Regions from separate parts of the Mus musculus genome. Here region 1 is linked to region 2. The links are chromatin loops, found by intact Hi-C in ENCODE. Cell type or tissue: gastrocnemius. All regions are shown on one strand. Links, peaks and the distances in the headings refer to the core of each region. The heading gives the core; the rest is flanking DNA.

Region 1 (3,591 bases), core at 407-2,906, 280 kb before region 2:
GCAGACACTGGCCTGGCTAGATTCAGGATGCCAGTCTCATCCAGTCTTCTATGGAATACTGTGTCAGTACAAACTCCACTTCAGAGCTCCTGATAGTCCTTCAGTAAAATCCTACATGTGTCTGACCTAGCTGCAGAGGCCAGAAGCACACACTGGATCTCTAGGAACTGGAGTTGTACATGGCTGTGAGCTGCTATGTGGAGTTTGGGAACTGAACCCAGGTCTTCTGGAAGAGCAGACAGTGCTTTCCTATCTGTTGAACCATCTCTCCAGATCCTGAGCTCTCAGTGTTTGAGTGACAGATGCTCAGTGTTGAGCCTCTAACTCCATAAACTTTACCAGGCAACTTTCCCAAGCTCTCTATGCTCTCCACACTATACTCCCCTCTTCATACGGATCCCTTTTCAATCCTTTAGCCAGAAATTTGGGGTTTTCATAGCCTTGCTTGCCCATGGATTTCCTGCCTTGTATTTGGCCTGGGAAGAAAGCTCCAAGAGAGAGAGGGAGAAAAGCAACTGTTACAGGAATGACTGAGAGGCAAAGAGGAAAAATGGTGGGTTTTCCCGTCTCTCCTCTAAATCCCAAACTAGAAAGCTTCTGTGTCGCTCTCCTTATCCCCACCTGAAGCCCACCTCCAGGTTCTGAACATTCTGATAGCGCGCCAGGGGACAGTGGGGGGAAGGCAGGAAGCTCTTCAAATTCTGGCCTTCATCTCCACTGGCCACCACCTCTCCACTTTCAGAGCCCTCCACAGCTGCACCATGCACACATTCTGATGCTCCACCCAATAAGTGGGGAGTGGGAAGGCCAGGATGAAGTGTGCATTCTACAACTCCCAGAAACTAAGTTCCGCCATCACGCATTTTAAACCATGAACCAAAATGAACCCATCCTACCTTACAAACAACCCCAAACACTTATAGTGGCACTTACTGGGAGAGGATAAAGCACTAATTCTCTCTATTTTTTCACTGATTTATTTATTCACTTTACATCCCAATATCTGCCCCCCTCCTCCTAATACCCCCTGATACAGATCCTCCCTCACCCACCCCTTCCCTTCTCTCTTCTTTCCCAGCTGTTTGCACTGATGGAAGTATGCTACCTTTGAAACCACATACCTTCCTGAAAACATCTGTAATGGCCTTCAAGTTTCTACTGATAGTTGCCAACCTTCCAGAGAAAGAACAACTGTTGTCTCTTGTCTAAGAGTTATAGTTGTTCTTGTTCTGTTTTTCTAAAACAGTTCAATTAATACTCTTAGTTGGGTGTGGTGGTACATGGCTTTACTCTCAGCGCCTGGGGGGCAGAGGCCTGTGGATCCTTGTGTTCAAGACCAACCAAGACCAACTCACAGAGTGAGTTCAGGACAGCCAGGGCGTCACAGAAAAACCCTGTCTCAAAAAAACTAAAATAAATAAATAAATAAATACCTTTAACACTGAGATTGATTTGTTATTCAGATATTGTGGTCTGCTTTCCACTGCTCTCCATAATAACAACTACAGAAAAGAAACCTGCAACTTTTATAGAAGTAGACAAAGTATTTAGTAAAGTCTTATAAATTCATTTCCAACATCACTTCCTCCTTCCCAAACAAATTCCCACTGGCCAATGAAAATGCATTTAGGACCTTCACTCCAAACCCTACTAGTTTATTTGGCATCAAGCATGGGGTGGAAAAATGCCCAATCAAAGCAATTTGATGATAAAAAAGAAAACTAGTTTGACTTAGTTTTCTAGGTCTCTCACACGGGCCTGGTACTGGTAAGGCCCCAAGCAAAATGTTCCCATGGTCATATGTTTCTGTAAAACTTACCAAAAAGTAATTCTGACTGTAATCACTTATGACTGCTCCGCTGTCCAGTGTAACTTTGCCTGTGCCATTCTCTCCTGAGAAGGGAACTTGGAGGAGCAGTTGGCGCATCTGGGAGCTATTAGGGTGGAAGTACATTTAAGTTTCCTACAGTCTCGAGTACATTGAAATGCACTCCTAGAATGCTGTTCATACACCGTGTTGCCCTAGTGCTATGTAACAAGGTCCTAAGGCAGCCCAAGAGGGTCCACTGCTAGCTGAGGGTCCACTGCTATCTAAGAGTCCACTGGTATCTGAGGGTCTACTGTTATCTGAGGGTCTACTGTTATCTGAGGGTCCACTGGTATGTGGTGGCCATGGCCAGCCCCCATTTCTCTACTCTCTCCTTCTCTCTGCCTTTCTCTGCCTCTGCTACCCTCTTAACTCCCCTCCCCATGCCCTGAATAAACTCTATTCTATACTAGAAAAAAAAAGAAGAAAAGTGCAAGACCTTACCTATCAGAAAAACAGGGTGATAATATAAAACTACAACTGTAAATATGCCTTAGAAGTGTATTTTCTTCCTTATTAAATGTAATTAATACACAAAACAGAATAAAAATCTGTCCATTCCCCCTTACCCTGGGGACACAAAGCTCTTTAGATATGGACTATTAGATATGTGCCTATATGTAAAAATTATGTATCCTATCAATAAAAATGCATCAGCTATTCTAGAGGAATGAACAAATTCTATCTTCTCACTGCCATGAAAAGGAAATTAAAAATACATAGCTAAGAAAAAAGAATTACATGCAAGGTAATATTACATCACATGTTTCCTTCCTTTTTTCCCAAACAGGGTCTCATGTATCCCAGGCTGTGTTTGATGGCGTTGACTTCTGGTGTTCCTGTTTCTACCACTGTCTCCTGAGATTACAGGGATGTGGCAGTCTGTCAGGTTCAAGTGGCCCCAAGGATCCAGCTCAGGGCTTTGTGTATGCTAGGAAACCAACTCAGCTACATTCCTAGCTTCGTGCTTTTTCTGATACTAGACACATGTTTACTAATAAATTTTTACTTGCAACCTGATTTCTTTTCAAAGATTTATATTTGTTATCTTAAATTGTGTGTGGGGGCATGTGCATTTTGAGGGCAGGTGCCCACAGGACCAAAGGTGTCTCATTCCTCTAGAGATGGGGTTATAGGTGTCGTGAGCCGCCTACACTTTTCTAATTATATATGCTTCAGGCTCCACACAGTACCTGACATCAGACTTTGCCCCCCTCCACAAAACTTCATTATTGTATTCAAACATTTATTGATCACCTATTCTGATAAAATAGAAACTCTTAAGTGCTTAAGGATATAGGACCTACCAAGGGAGAAAAGTCCCTATATTCCAGTGGGGATGTTAGATGGTGGTAAATATTACAGACAAAGTGAGGCTAGCAGAGGAATTCCGCAGATGAAAGAGCAGTTGGGATGAATGGAAAAGCCTAACCAAAAAAGCCTAATCAATCCTCACACACAGAGCAGTAGCCCCTGCCCTGCTCCATGTAACCACCACTGCCAGGAGGCCCAGACCAAGCCCTTTGCTTTACACTGTGTCATTTATCGCTCGAAACTACCTGTGACAGGTGGCAGGGCTCCCACACTTATAGCTCAAGGAATTCCAGTTCATAGAGGCGAATGACTTAGCAGTTCCTCACCTCTGCAGATGGCCTTAACTCCACCCTGATTCTGTGATGTTCGCACAGAGGAGTGTATTCAAGAAAAGGAAACAATTATGTAAG
Region 2 (3,591 bases), core at 419-2,918:
CTCAAGATGGAGCTGTCAGTCTGGGAACAGGTCTGAGCCTCCCTAAGGACATTCTTGTTGGAATGTGGAGTGACACAGAAATATGGGGCATTCATTCTTTCACTCACTATTCCAACAAGCCTACTCTTAGGCAAGCCGTCAAAGCCAGGAGAGCTACTGACGCCCTACCTCACTATGCAGGATGAGGGCCCGAGCAGAGGCATCCGGGGTCCTCTCAGCCTGGGTGGGGCTGGGGACACTCAGCAGACACCCTGCTCCAGACTCATTGCCTCCTTTTCTCCACATAGCCTTGATGTGGCCTGTCACCTATACATGTGCCCTAAGTGCTGTTTCAGGCCAGATGTATGGGCGCGGCTTCTCGGAGAATTCCATTTCCTTTCCCACAGAGCAATGGGAAAGGTGAGGTTCGCTGTGCGCACCATGACCACACCAGCGAGTATTTTCTAAAGAGTATCTACATTTCAGGGAGAGGCTCTGGTAGGGTGTGTATTTCTCTAAGAGCCAGAGGTCGGTTGCTCATGTTAAAAAGGTCAACTAAACATTTTAATAATATTTTCACCTGTGACTTGGAGTGGAAAATCCAAGGCTAGCCAGAATGCTTAAAGAACATTTAGACAGCTCTGTTAGGGTGAGTCTCCACATTCCTAGGATGTACAGGCCTCTTCCTGCTGGGCAGACCCAGAACACAGCTCTTCTTGTCTACTGCCTACTATAAGAAATCTTTGCTCTGCCAAGTCCCAGGGCAGAAGGATTATCAGGGATGTCTTCCCTTTCTTCTCCCTCTATGCCCCTCCATGGTTATAGCACCAGGCACTGCCACCAAGGTGAGGAGGCCATTCTGAGTTGGCACAGGGAAGTCAGCCACCAGGTTGTGACACAGTGGTGGACTGTGTGATGTTTGTCACTGTGGGGTACAGGGTTCTGGAGATGGTGGTGGCGGTGAATAGGCCCCGTGGACAGTGGTGGCCAGGAGGATGGCAATGCAGACCACGTGGCTGGTGATGGAGGCAGTGTTCAAGATGGTAGGGATGACAGTATGGCGGCTGAAGGCAGCAGTGCTTATGGCGGAGGTGAGTGTGCCAGTGGAGGCGGTGATAGTGGATGTGGTGGCACTAATGGCAAAATCATTGGTAGAGCTAATGGTGATTGGTGTTGGATTCGGCAGAGGGTGTGTGAGAAGATGGTGCTTTAACTATAGACTACGTTGGCTCTGGCGTTTCTAAGTGGATTTGAGTAATTCAGGAGGCTCATTTCACTACAGATCATCCCTTTGTGCACAGGTGACTGGCGCAGGGTCAGACCCTGAGAACATGGAGGCTGGCACTCAGGTTCTGCAATCCACTGAGACCTCTCCAGCATTCGTGTCTGGGGCTGGAGTGAGGAATTACCCTTGGGAGCCCTGTTTAGAGGGTCTGATCTTGGTGGCCAACCTCCAGGGGACTAAGATGGGGAGGGGAAGGGGTAAGCCCCTCTACACTGCCCCTAGCTGCCAGCCCTGCCCAGCGCAGGTCTCCTGCAACTAAGCAAATCATGCCCGAATTCCTTCTGGCTGTGGGCCTTGGGTGTTAACTGTGGGTGAGGTTGAAATGGCTTAGAGAGGGCTGAGACCATCACAAGCCAGATACCCCACTAGGGTAACTGTGGCCAGAGGCCATGTGCCTACTACCACATAGCTCACTGTGAAGGAACAGGATCGAAGGCTCCCCACTAGGCACTGGGGGACCCGCAGCTCTGCGGAAGCCTGTCGAACTCTGCCAACGTCCCAAACAGGTCGGGCCTTGAGCAGCAGGGGCGCGCCGCGTTCCGCTGGCCTGGCTGTCGCCTAGGTGCCCTGGCGGTTGCTCGCCCCGCCCTGCCCACGCCTCTCCCGCCAGTCGCTGTCCGGCCTTGGCCGCGGGAGAGAGGAAGCGCTGTCCTCATTCCACCTCTGGCTGCCGCGGTGCCAAGTTGCTGGCGGCGGCAGCGGCAAGAGTTGGGGTGGAGGGCAGCGGCGCCCTCCCCGGAGCCCCCTCGAGCTCGGGGTTACTCACGTAGAGTCCGGAGTGCTCGGCGCCGAAGAACGGAAAGGGCACCGAGAGTGGTTGCAGCCCTGAGCCGCCGTCGTCCTGCTTCGGGGTGACGGTGTCGCCGCGCTTCGTGCCGAACGGGTAGAAGTCGGCGAGGGCCACGGCAGCGCGCACCCCGCGCGTCCCGAGCCCCAGGGCTGCGGCCAGCAGCAGCGCCCAGGCGGCGCCGAGGCGCATCGCCGGGATCTGAGGGCGGGCCACGGGGCTCGGGCAGGTGGCTGCAGTCACCGCACGACCGACTGGCCGCACAGTTCCCTTCCGCTAGCTCGCGTCGCACTCCGGAGACCCGCGCAGCTTAGGAAGGCGTGAGGCACGACTGCGGACCGCCTGCCTAACGCGGGGACCGGGGTTTAAATAGCCTGCCCAGCCGGCCACTCGGGAGGGGCGGGGAGAGGCGGGGTCATGCAAATAGTGGCATTTTTAACTTGCTGGTCCGCGGAGTGGGAGGGTGCGGGAGCGGAGCGTAGCTCCCAGGCCCTTCTGTGTCGAGGCTCATTAAAGCCGAACTAGTACTGGGTTGGCTCCACCTCCAAACCGAGGCCCTTTTGCTCTCTTGCATTTGGGCTATGTTGAGGTGAGGACTTACAGTCTCCTGTCACCAGCTTAAGGCCTGCCCACAGGAGGAGCGTGGGCAAACCCAGCAGTTCTGAAGCTGACTTGTTGCCCTAAGGCCTGATTTTGAACAGGCTTCCTGTGTGTCCTCTGGGGTCCCTGTCAGGCCAGAGCATCTGGCTTTTCCTGACAGAATGCCAGTCTGGGCCACTTCTCCCTACAACACTTACACAAACCTTGCGTGGCCACACCCCAGCCCTAAGTTAGGACATCAACTTTCAGAACCAGCTGAAACCTGTCCTAGGGTCTATTCCTTTTCTGGTTTCACTGAGGATGAACCTTGGGTCTGGGAGACTCGAAGACTTACTTAGCTTTCTCTCGTGTAAGGACTTTCCCCTATGGGATCAGTCATGCAGCACAGCTGGACAATGTTAGGGAAACCTGCGGGGTAGGCTGGTCACCCAGGCCCTGGGGGCAAGTTAGTTGCTGTGGCTCCTTAACCTTTCTCGATCTTCTTAAGAATTGCTTTGTAAGTGGCTGTCCTGCCTCAGGGGTGCAACCTGGTCTTTTTCTGTGTCCCCTTGGCGCCTCTTGGGGGCCTCAGTTCTCACCACCTTGTCTGCACCCAGATCCTACTGTTGGATAATGTGACTATAAGCCAAGTCTGGGATCCCCAAAGACAAGATGCTGCCTCTCAAAGAGAAGCAAGGAAGAAAAAGAAAAGCTACAGAAGTAGCAGCAGCTGCCCCGGAGATTCTGGTTTGTGCTGGCTTTGCATTTTTCTGGATTTCCCAAAATCTCTCTAACAAGCATGTGCTGTGTCTCAGTTCCACAAGGGACATTGCATATTATTTTTCAAGTATAGCAGAGAGTTCTCCGTGTGTCAGTCAGGGGTACCTAGCTTACACAGATCCTGTTCTTAGCAGACTCACCACTGTGATACGCCCAACCCTCAGCGTCGGGGACCAGGCAC

The links. A loop is a pair of places that touch in the nucleus more often than their neighbours do. Peaks named below come from ENCODE experiments on the same cell type or tissue, not always from the same donor. Only the 100,000 strongest peaks of a DNase experiment are listed, where the experiment ranks them.
Region 1: it touches region 2 in a loop (3-fold over the local background); 1 of 42 quality-filtered maps calls a loop at or near these places.

The regions. Positions count from the first base shown.
Region 1 is chr1:93,515,534-93,519,124 of GRCm38, reverse strand. All of the region lies in intron 1 of Farp2 (FERM, RhoGEF and pleckstrin domain protein 2), which reads right to left. Among named protein-coding and RNA genes, the nearest start is that of Farp2, 5.2 kb to the right of the region's middle. In gastrocnemius, for the core only: no CTCF peak of the experiment used is centred there; no DNase peak of the experiment used is centred there.
Region 2 is chr1:93,234,641-93,238,231 of GRCm38, reverse strand. Sned1 (sushi, nidogen and EGF-like domains 1) reads right to left here and starts at 2,335. Exons shown (of 31, transcript NM_172463.4): 1 at 2,031-2,335. The coding sequence starts at 2,243. In gastrocnemius, for the core only: a CTCF peak has its summit at 1,487; DNase peaks (open chromatin) are centred at 1,528, 1,897 and 2,431; H3K4me3 peaks cover 2,389 bases; H3K27ac peaks cover 1,873 bases.